Linked DNA regions of Homo sapiens: region 1 is linked to region 2. Evidence: chromatin contacts called from ENCODE Hi-C data. All regions are on one chromosome and are shown on one strand. The core of a region is the stretch at or near the end of the contact, and the rest is flanking DNA. Distances in the headings are between cores, read along the strand shown. Region 1 overlaps GPR155 (G protein-coupled receptor 155). Region 2 has its middle 47 kb from the start of CDCA7.

What was found. Hi-C counts contacts between places; a loop is a spot of excess contacts on that map. Pooled maps may share reads with other maps.
Region 1: a map of CD8-positive, alpha-beta T cell shows a loop between it and region 2 (6-fold over the local background). The contact joins two enhancer-like sites. A Hi-C loop is called at or near these places in 4 of 168 maps with a recorded cell type or tissue (CD4-positive, alpha-beta T cell, CD8-positive, alpha-beta T cell and GM12878), 1 of 37 single-sample maps with no recorded cell type and 4 of 50 pooled maps.

Annotation. Positions count from the first base shown.
Region 1 is chr2:174,435,170-174,439,647 of GRCh38, forward strand. It overlaps GPR155 (G protein-coupled receptor 155), which reads right to left. Exons shown (of 16, transcript NM_152529.7): 16 at 1-1,247. The coding sequence ends at 947. Among named protein-coding and RNA genes, the nearest start is that of SCRN3, 42 kb to the left of the region's middle. Within about 2 kb of position 3,147, at least 7 of the 41 ENCODE cell types and tissues checked have a DNase peak (open chromatin) inside an H3K27ac peak, as active enhancers do.
Region 2 is chr2:173,399,348-173,403,878 of GRCh38, forward strand. No RefSeq gene overlaps it. Among named protein-coding and RNA genes, the nearest start is that of CDCA7, 47 kb to the left of the region's middle. RefSeq lists a silencer at 3,149-3,318. Within about 2 kb of position 3,209, at least 2 of the 41 ENCODE cell types and tissues checked have a DNase peak (open chromatin) inside an H3K27ac peak, as active enhancers do.

The DNA of each region.
Region 1 (4,478 bases), core at 1,897-4,396, 1.0 Mb after region 2:
TTGGCATATTCGTATTATTTATAGTACAGTTGACCCTCCATATGCACAGGTTCCACATCCATAGATTCAATCAACCGCAGATAAAAAGATGTAGTCAGGCTTAACAATGGTTGCATCTGTAGTGAACATGTACAGACTGTTTTTCTTATTGTTATTCCCTAAACAATACAGTATAACAACAACTATTTACATAGCATTTACATTGTATTAGGCATTATAAGTATCTAAAGATGATTAAACTATATGGGAGAATGTGCATAGGTTATATGCAAATACTACACCATTTTATTAATTATTTTATTTTATTTTATTTTATTTTTGAGATAGAGTCTTGCTCTGTTGCTCAGGCTGGAGTGCAGTGGCACGATCTCGGCTCACAGCAACCTCTGCCTCCCAGATTCAAGCGATTCTCCTGCCTCAGCCTCCTGAGTAGCTGGGATTACAGGCACCCGCCACCACACCCAACTAATTTTTTGTATTTTATAGTAGAGACGGGGTTTCGCCATGTTGGCCAGGCTGGTCTTGAACTCCTGACCTCAGGTGATCCACCTGACTCGGCCTCCCAAAGTACTGGGATTACAGGCGTGAGCCACCATGCCCGGCCTACACCATTTTATATAAGGGACTTGAGTATCCTCAGATTTTGGGATCTTCAGGAGTCCTGGAACCAATCCCCTTGGATACTAAAGGATGACTATATTATATTCATTATCAGAACTTTAATTTGGTTTTCTCTTTTTCCTAAGTCAGCTTCCTATGTGTTTTACATACATGTAAAATCACAGACCCTGCGCATGTGGTGGGAGCACATCTTTTCACATTTTACAGAAGAGACAACTGAGGCTCAGAGAGGTTGCCTCTGTTAACTTGCCCAAGGTCACCCAGCTAAAAACTAATGAATACGCGGCTAGAATATGATTCCATGTAGGGTTCTCCCCTGCATAATTTAGGTCTTAGGGGAATGTGAGGGTGGGGATGAATGCTCAATTTCTTTATATCTTTCCTGTTGGAGAGTGTTTGCATTAATAGCAGGAGGACTCTGTTCAGGACTCTTTTGAAGAAATCTGTAAAACAAGTACTCATCCCGGAATTCATACTCGTTGGTAATATGTTGGATGACTCCCCCTTGTACCAGCCTGTCTCCGTATATCACAGCTTCACCACGGTCGGAGGCAAGGCCGACTTCAATTAGCCAGCTCACCAGGTCACAGCCACAGAAAGTTCCAGCAGAAGTCTTTGCACCACACCTGTGTCAAAGGAATGATTCACCCATATTTTCTGTAAATCTGGTATCAGCACTGCATGATAGAGGACAAGCAAGAAAAAATAGAAGGAAACAAGGAAAGACAGCATGGTAGTTACAAGCATAGCAGGAAGGAAACTGTTCTGAATAGAAAGGGTTTGTTAACTCTCCTGACCTAGAAAGACCCACTGGAGAAAAAGAAAATATGCCAGTAATGCTTGTGAAAACAGAAATGCTTAAACAATACCAAAAAAAGTCATAGATAATGTAAATGCACTTACAAAGAAATACTTTTTATAGTAGCCTGTTATCAGATCTGTCCTGTAATAGCTGAATATGACATATTTTATAATTTATACTTTTAGTTATACTAAGTAATTTGTGTCAGGAACACTAAATATTTTTCACGAGCTCTTAAGAAGTGATTATTTTCACTATTCAAATCAAACTTTATTTTTAGCTCCATATACATCATGTATACGTATGCACTACATACATCATAGTGCCCCACAAGTAGCCTTTCTTCTTGCCCTCAGCAGGCAAGACAATCCTACTGATATGTTTGTCAGAAATTTGCTTCATTAGGAAGCAAGGAAAGAATAAGTGAGATCTAACTTGCTACAAATCTAAGATTTTTAAAATGTGCTTTGTGAATCTACTTCTTGAATATTTAAAAATCTATCTTCCTGATGCAAATATGGGATGTCTTAAGTATGTACAAATAAACAAAGGATAGAGAGATACAGGGAAAAAAATCCAATTACACGAGTGCTGTACATTTCCACACAAATACACTATAGATAGACAACATGAATCTGTCCACAAGCATCATTCAGGCTACAAAACCTAAAGTGCTTGACGTGGGAAATGGTGGATGAAGATCAAGGTGAAAGGAGAAATAGGTGACAAAAATTTAAAAACATTTCACCATAAATGAATATTCATTAGAGTTTATATAAGAATTAGAAAAAAAGGTTAATACTCATGAAAAGTTTTCTCAAATACATAAAACTACATTATTTTAACATCAGTATTTCATTTAGAGATAAGTTATCTTAATTTATGCCTTGCAACTAGAAACACCACATTCGACAAAAGCCTGGATATTATACTCTGTGTTAGCCTTCTTTTTGCTTGTTGATTTTTTTATTTATGGCCTAACACCTTTTTTTTTTTTTTTTTTTTTTGAGACAAAGTTTCACTCTTGTTGCCCAGGCTGGAGTGCAATGGCACGATCTCAGCTTACCCCACAACCTCCGTCTCCTGGGTTCAAGTGATTCTCTTGCCTCAGCCTCCCGAGTAGATGGGATTACAGGCATGCGCCACCACACCTGGCTAATTTTGTGTTTTTAGTAGAGACGGGATTTCTCCATGTTGGTCAGGCTGGTCTCGAACTCCCGACCTCAGGTGATCTGCCCACCTCAGCCTCCCAAAGTGCTGGGATTACAGGCGTGAGCCACCGTGCCTGGCCTATAGCCTGACACCTTCTATTCCAGACACCAACAGAGTATTTATTTCCTGATGACTGTGATCAGGCAGCTATAATAACAGCCCATGGCTGGGTATGGTGGCTCACGCTTGTAATCCCAGCACTTTTTTTGGGAGGCCGAGGTGGGCAGATCACTTGAGCTCAGGAGTTTGAGACCAGCCTGGCCAACATGGCAAAACTCCATCTCTACTAAAAAAATACAAAAAATTAGCTGGGTATGGTGGCACGCACCTGTAGTTCCAGCTTCTCAGAAGGCTGAGCCCAGGAGATTGGGGCTGCAGTGAGATTGCGCCACTGCACTCCAGCCTGGGCGATGGGAGTAAGACTCTGTCTCAAAGAAACAAACAAAAAAACCAGCCCATGGAGCTGTACAAAGTGGCAGAGAATGTGACACTGTACAGGCTGTAGAGCCTGGAAAGGGGCAGGAAACAGGCTGGCACGCTCCCAGCCAGTGTCCATTCAGCCAAATGGGACTGAGGCAGACTGGCAGCCCTGCAAATTGCAAAAGCTATGCTTCCTTCCCAAGAGCTGGCAATCACACTGGGCCTCAAAGAGCTAACCCGGAGTTCTCTTTTTTAATTTTAAAAAGCAGGGTTATTTTGTGGGTTTTTGTTTGTTTGTTTTTGAGACAGAGTCTTGCTCTGTTGCCCAGCCAGAGTGCAGTGGCGTGATCTCAGCTCATTGCAACCTCCACCTCCCGGGTTCAAGCGATTCTTGTGCTGCAGCCTCCTGAGTAGCTTGAATTACAGGCGCCCGCCAACACACCCGGCTAGTTTTGTATTTTTAGTAGAGACAGGGTTTCACCATGTTGGCCAGGCTGGTCTTGAACTCCTGACCTCAGGTGACCCTCCCACCTTGGCCTCCTAAAGTGCTGGGATTACAGGCATGAGCCAGCACGCCCGGCCCTAAAAAGCAGTTTTAAATTGTCGAAACTATTCATAGATGGCACTTTGAAATAATTGTGCTCAGAAGGGTGAAAAACTAACTTTTCTTCATAGTTTACTGTTGCCAGAAAGTGGGCTATGCCTATCACAGACATTCTGTCATCTAATTCAACAATCCCAAGAATTCGATATTTTAAAGAAGAGGAAAACTAAAATTTAGAGAATTGAACTTGCCCAATGTCACACAGCCAACAAGCGGCAGTTCAGGAGCTGAGTTCTAGTATTAGTCCACACCCACTGCAGCCCCTTTTCCACTCTCCGTACCAGGCTACCTTCTGATTATAATGATATATATGTTAAATACAGTGGCATAATATATGTAAATAAATTATCCTCCATATGAATTTTCATACATTTCATATTTTCAGTTATAGACATAAAAGTATTTGGTTCTTTATATTTTGTTTTGTTTTCTCTTTTATGACAAAGAGAAATACTGGTAGTATAGTATTTATTCAAAGTTCATAATTTCCTGCTGTATACTTCGTTTATAAAAAAATTTTTTTCCTCATCCAAAATTAAAAGAGAACCTGCTATATACTTCATACCTTAAGGATTAGTATAATAAATATTATGTCACAGACTAAAGATTAGAACTTGAAGTGAAACATAAGCAACAAAATTAAGAGGCAGAAATTTCATTTCATTTTCTTGACAAATACATTTGTCAAGAAATGCTGAGGTGGGAATATAACATCACTTCTAAATCCAATGTATCTCAAAGTTTTGTGAGAGACACTACTGGCCAACTTGAAATCAGTGTCAATATTCTATGACATTTTGGTTCACTCTAAACTGAAGT
Region 2 (4,531 bases), core at 1,959-4,458:
TACTGCTGGCCATGTGGTGATGTCTTCTTGCCAGTGATATAGAACAAGCGGTCCAGGGTAGAGAACAAGCTGCCCCTGTCCTTGGCAGGAATTCAGTCTGTACCTTAGGGTACAGGGCACGCAGGGCCAGGCCCTCCTGAGGCAGTATTTCATCCCTGCCCCAAGGTCAGCTCTGGAAATCTGGGATAGAGAACACCACAAAACAGAGTGGGGAGCAGAAGAACCAGTAGCCTGTCTAGCTCTCCTAACAAAACCCTAGTTATTTTCATCATTGCTCCCAGTAGATGCCCTGATCAGATGCACAAACCAATGATTATGTTGGTAAAGACCCAACATTTCTAATGTGTCTGTGCCTGCGTAGATTCATTTAGACGAATCCATATTATTAAAACAACTTGCACAGAACACGATCACAGATCCTTCATTGACAAACAAGCGAACTGGGCTGCTGATGAGTCTCTGAACTGTCTTTTAGCTGAATTGTTGTTAAATACAAACATGGTCCTTTTTTTTCTAAAGGGGCGCATGTTAAACAATTTAATATTTTAGAAAAATACTTTCCCTTATTTAAATGAAAATAAGTAATGTAGTTTGCAAAGTAAAAGGCAGGGTTTCATCTTTTAGACAAAAAAAAAAATTAAAAGAGAGAGAGAAAGACATGTATTGTCTATTTAACAATCAAAACACTACAATAAAATAAAATAAAATCGTGGTATCATAATAATGAGTTCTCTTTCAAATGGTTTGCTCTGAACTAAATTGTGCTCTTTATGTAATAGAATGACAAATTGTTTAATTCAGTATCAAATATTCATGAGCTGTAAATGTGCTGCATCACCAGAACGGGTGCAAAATCATAAACAAATACTGTAGCATGCACAGAAATGGAAGCTAACAGAAGTGGACGTCTGCACAGATTTTCAACATTGTTGTGGCTTTGCGTCTATGAGAGAGAGAGGGGAGAGAAAGAGAACACCTCCTTCTCCAGCTATCTCCAAATGCTGCCGTGGGAGAATAAAAGGGTGAGAAAGGAACCTGGATGTGGATTCGCATAGCTCCGATTCTCCTGCAGATCAGAAGGCTAAAAGCAAATCAGAGATTAGACCACAATATGACGGAAATTCCTAGACATTTCAAAATGGTGCAGGGCAGTATTTATTTATTAGAAAAGAGTATGCATGTGAACTCTTTTTTTTTTAAAGGTTAGAATGGCTAATTATTCTGAGTATGAATTTTAAAGTGAAGCGTCTTCGATCATTCAGGGAGAAATACATGAGAAACCCTCATTTGCATCATCTACATGGTCATTTGTTTGCCCTTTGCATGGCAGGGCTTCAGAGGAAAATCCAGCTCCAGGCTGCAAGGCTCCGAGAGTCTTCTTAGACCTCTCTGGAACAAATGTATTCACTTAGAATTAGGTTTCTTCTTTTAGCTTCAGCCAAACGCCCTCAGTGCCACACAGGTTTCCCTCTCCTCCCTTTCTCCTTCCCCTCCCCTCCTCTTCTCTCCTTTCTCCAGTATTTATCCTCATAGAAGTGGAAGGACTGGCGTTTAGAAGGAGAGAGGAATATGTCAGTCCTTCAAGGACAACGTACAGGTTCCCTTTGCCCTACAGGGGGCAGACCCTATCATTTCCTAGCTGACACATTTGGCCTCACGGGCTCTCTTCTGGAACCCTTGAGTTCAGAAAGGGTTGAACACTGCCCATTTCCTGCTGCAGTCCCTTCCAGGAGTTCTGTTCCCATGCCTGTAAGCAGTCATTTGGAGTTGCCTAAGAAATCTTTAAGAACTTCACAATATTGAAATCAACTCTTTCAAATGGCATGAAGAATTTTTTGGTTATTAACTCCACCATCTCCCGTTAGCTAAGCTCATTTGTTTTCCCTTGAGAGAAGAGCTCTTCTAGCATCTAATCATACCTAATCTTTCTGCAAAGTTGTTTTCCTAAAAAATTGTGTAAATCAAGTTTTTGTAAATCTAGTCATATGTTTTATGCATCAGGGGAACTTGGAATGTAAAGGAATCTCATGGTGTATGCATACTTCTGTAAAATGAAGATTTGCTCCCTTATTTATTCATTTTTGTAAATCTGAATAATTATTTACTGAGTTGAAGGAGGTATGCCTTTATTTAGGCTTTTGCATTTGGTATCTTTCCATTTTTTATTTTCAAGGTGCCCCAAAATGGCCACACATTCCACCTTTGGAGGAGGAAAACACAGCCAACATGCTCCCTAATTCTAAGTCATAAAGAGCCTCGAAATTCTGTGCCAGTAGTTCATAAGGAGTCCTCGTTTGATCTAGAAAACCAGCAGAAAACCTTGCCGCTGTCCCACAGGAGAGATACACATTTCACACTGACTGGGTTCTACTCCTTCCTTCTTTCCCTTCTTCTTCTCCTTTAGCAAATGAAAAGATGCACAGTACTTGCGATTTCAAATAGAATGGTGTCTGTTAAAGCTTTACCTAGGAGGAATTCCCCAAATCAAGGGACATGGAATTACTCAGCCACAGGAATTCTGGAGAATCCGGTCTCTGAAGATGAAGCTAGAAATGAGCAAAGGTTTACTGTTCGTTGTTTTCCTCGGCAGACAGCGCAGGGTCCTTATGGCATGGAAAGGCTGAGCTGTTGGAGCAGAGTGAAACCTGATTCCCAACATCTGTGCTCTAGACCCCACTCCGAAGGGGGACTTTCTGGAGGTATTTTTCTACTCTCCGTCCCCTGGGTCCCAATTAAGGGAAACACTTTTTTTAGACATGTTATTATCCCATGATAGAAAAGCAGGACTCACTGTTCCTCCTTCCCTCCTTCCCTCCTTTCTTCCTTCCCTCCCTCCCTCCCTCCCTCTCTCCCTCCCTTCCTCACTTTTTCCTTTCTTCCTTTCCCCCATCTAGATGAGCAATGCAAAAGGTCTGGTATTTGAGAAATGTAATTATATTAGTGATAAACTTCATGGTTTAATTTGGGAAATCTCCCAAACCTAAATTCCCAGCCCGGAGGAGTCCAATTAGATCTGGGCTGGGAAAACTAGAATATATTTCAGCGAAGGGGAAATAACCAAGGGGAAGCGAGAACCGCGAATGGCCAAACACTGATGTCGGCTCAAGTCCTCCTCGGAAAATGCCTGTGTATGAGGATAAAGTGGCTGGTGGAAAGTTCACTCAATCAGGGCTGCACGGTCTTGTGGAATAAAATACGTCCAGACAGGGTTACGACGTGCTTTGGATTCCAGCAGGGGGAGCTCTGACTCTGGAAACCGGTCAGTGGCCACCGAACGCTGTTTCACCGGGTCTAGACCTTTGGAGATCAGCGTTCTCTGGTCGCCAAGGTTGGTAACAAGGTCCGTGGGTAATGTCGCTGAACCAGAAACAGAGGTCTCCCTTTGCACAGTCCCCGGTGAGGAAAGCAGTTAACACCTCTGTAGAAACACAGCTGAAGAGGCATTTTAGGAGCAGGTGACCAAAGTCTTACAAAGGCAGCCGGGAAAAAGTCAGGGATGGAAATTAAAGCCCCCGTTTCCTCCTCTTTTTCCCTTCCATACCCCTAGGCATAACTGTTTCTCACTCGGGGGCTGAGCTCTGATATGACATCCTGTGAGGATACCTTTAGCAGGGGGAGCCACAACCCCAATTTTAAAAACTGCCTGTGGTTGGGATGAGCTAGATTTCCTGATGCCATCAGTCAGCTCTGGGCACTGCTGCGCCCTGCTGCTCTCACTTTGGGTGCCTAGGAAGGAGAAACACAATACCTTCGTGCTGTAGCTACATCAGTGCCAAGAGACCCCACTTCCCACGTCTTCTGGACTTGGCTCAGAAGCATCTGCAGAGAGACAAGGAAGCCCCACAAAATGTGGACAAATGCCATTCCAGCCCATGAAATAGCTGAGAAAGAGGGGCTCGGCACAGCATTTTCTAAGCTACGTTGTGTGAAAGGTTGCTGGACCCTAAGGGGCTCCCAGGTATTTATTTCATGCGGTAAAAAGTGTTCTGATGTCAGAGTCTGAGAAAGCCTGTAGGCACTATCTGTGCATTCCCCACTCCCCCAACTTTTGTGGAAAGAAATCTTGTTACAAGTCCTATAAGTTCTACAGTCCAAACAAACAAATGAAAAAGCCCACTTAAATTTGTCTGATCCAGCACTTCCAAAACTTATCTGACCATGACGACCATGACATTTTGTCTTTTCCTTTCCACAAAGCACCTATGTTCTAGGCACTTGTGTCTTGTGGAGCATACCTTGAGAAATACTGAGTATGCATAAAAGAGCAAAGTTCTAGGGGTGAAGAAACTTCTGCATTCCTGTAGATCGGTTCTGATCCTAACGTCTGCTATGATTCTTTTTTTAAGATGGTATTTCGCTCTTGTTGCCCAGGCTAGAGTGCAGTAGTGCAATCTCGGCTCACTGCAACGTCCGCTTCCCAGGCTCAAGCGATTCTCCTGCCTCAGCCTCCTGAGTAGCTGGCATTATAAGAACCCACCACCACACCTGGCTAATTTTTGTATTTTTAGTAGAGATGGGGTTTCACCATGTT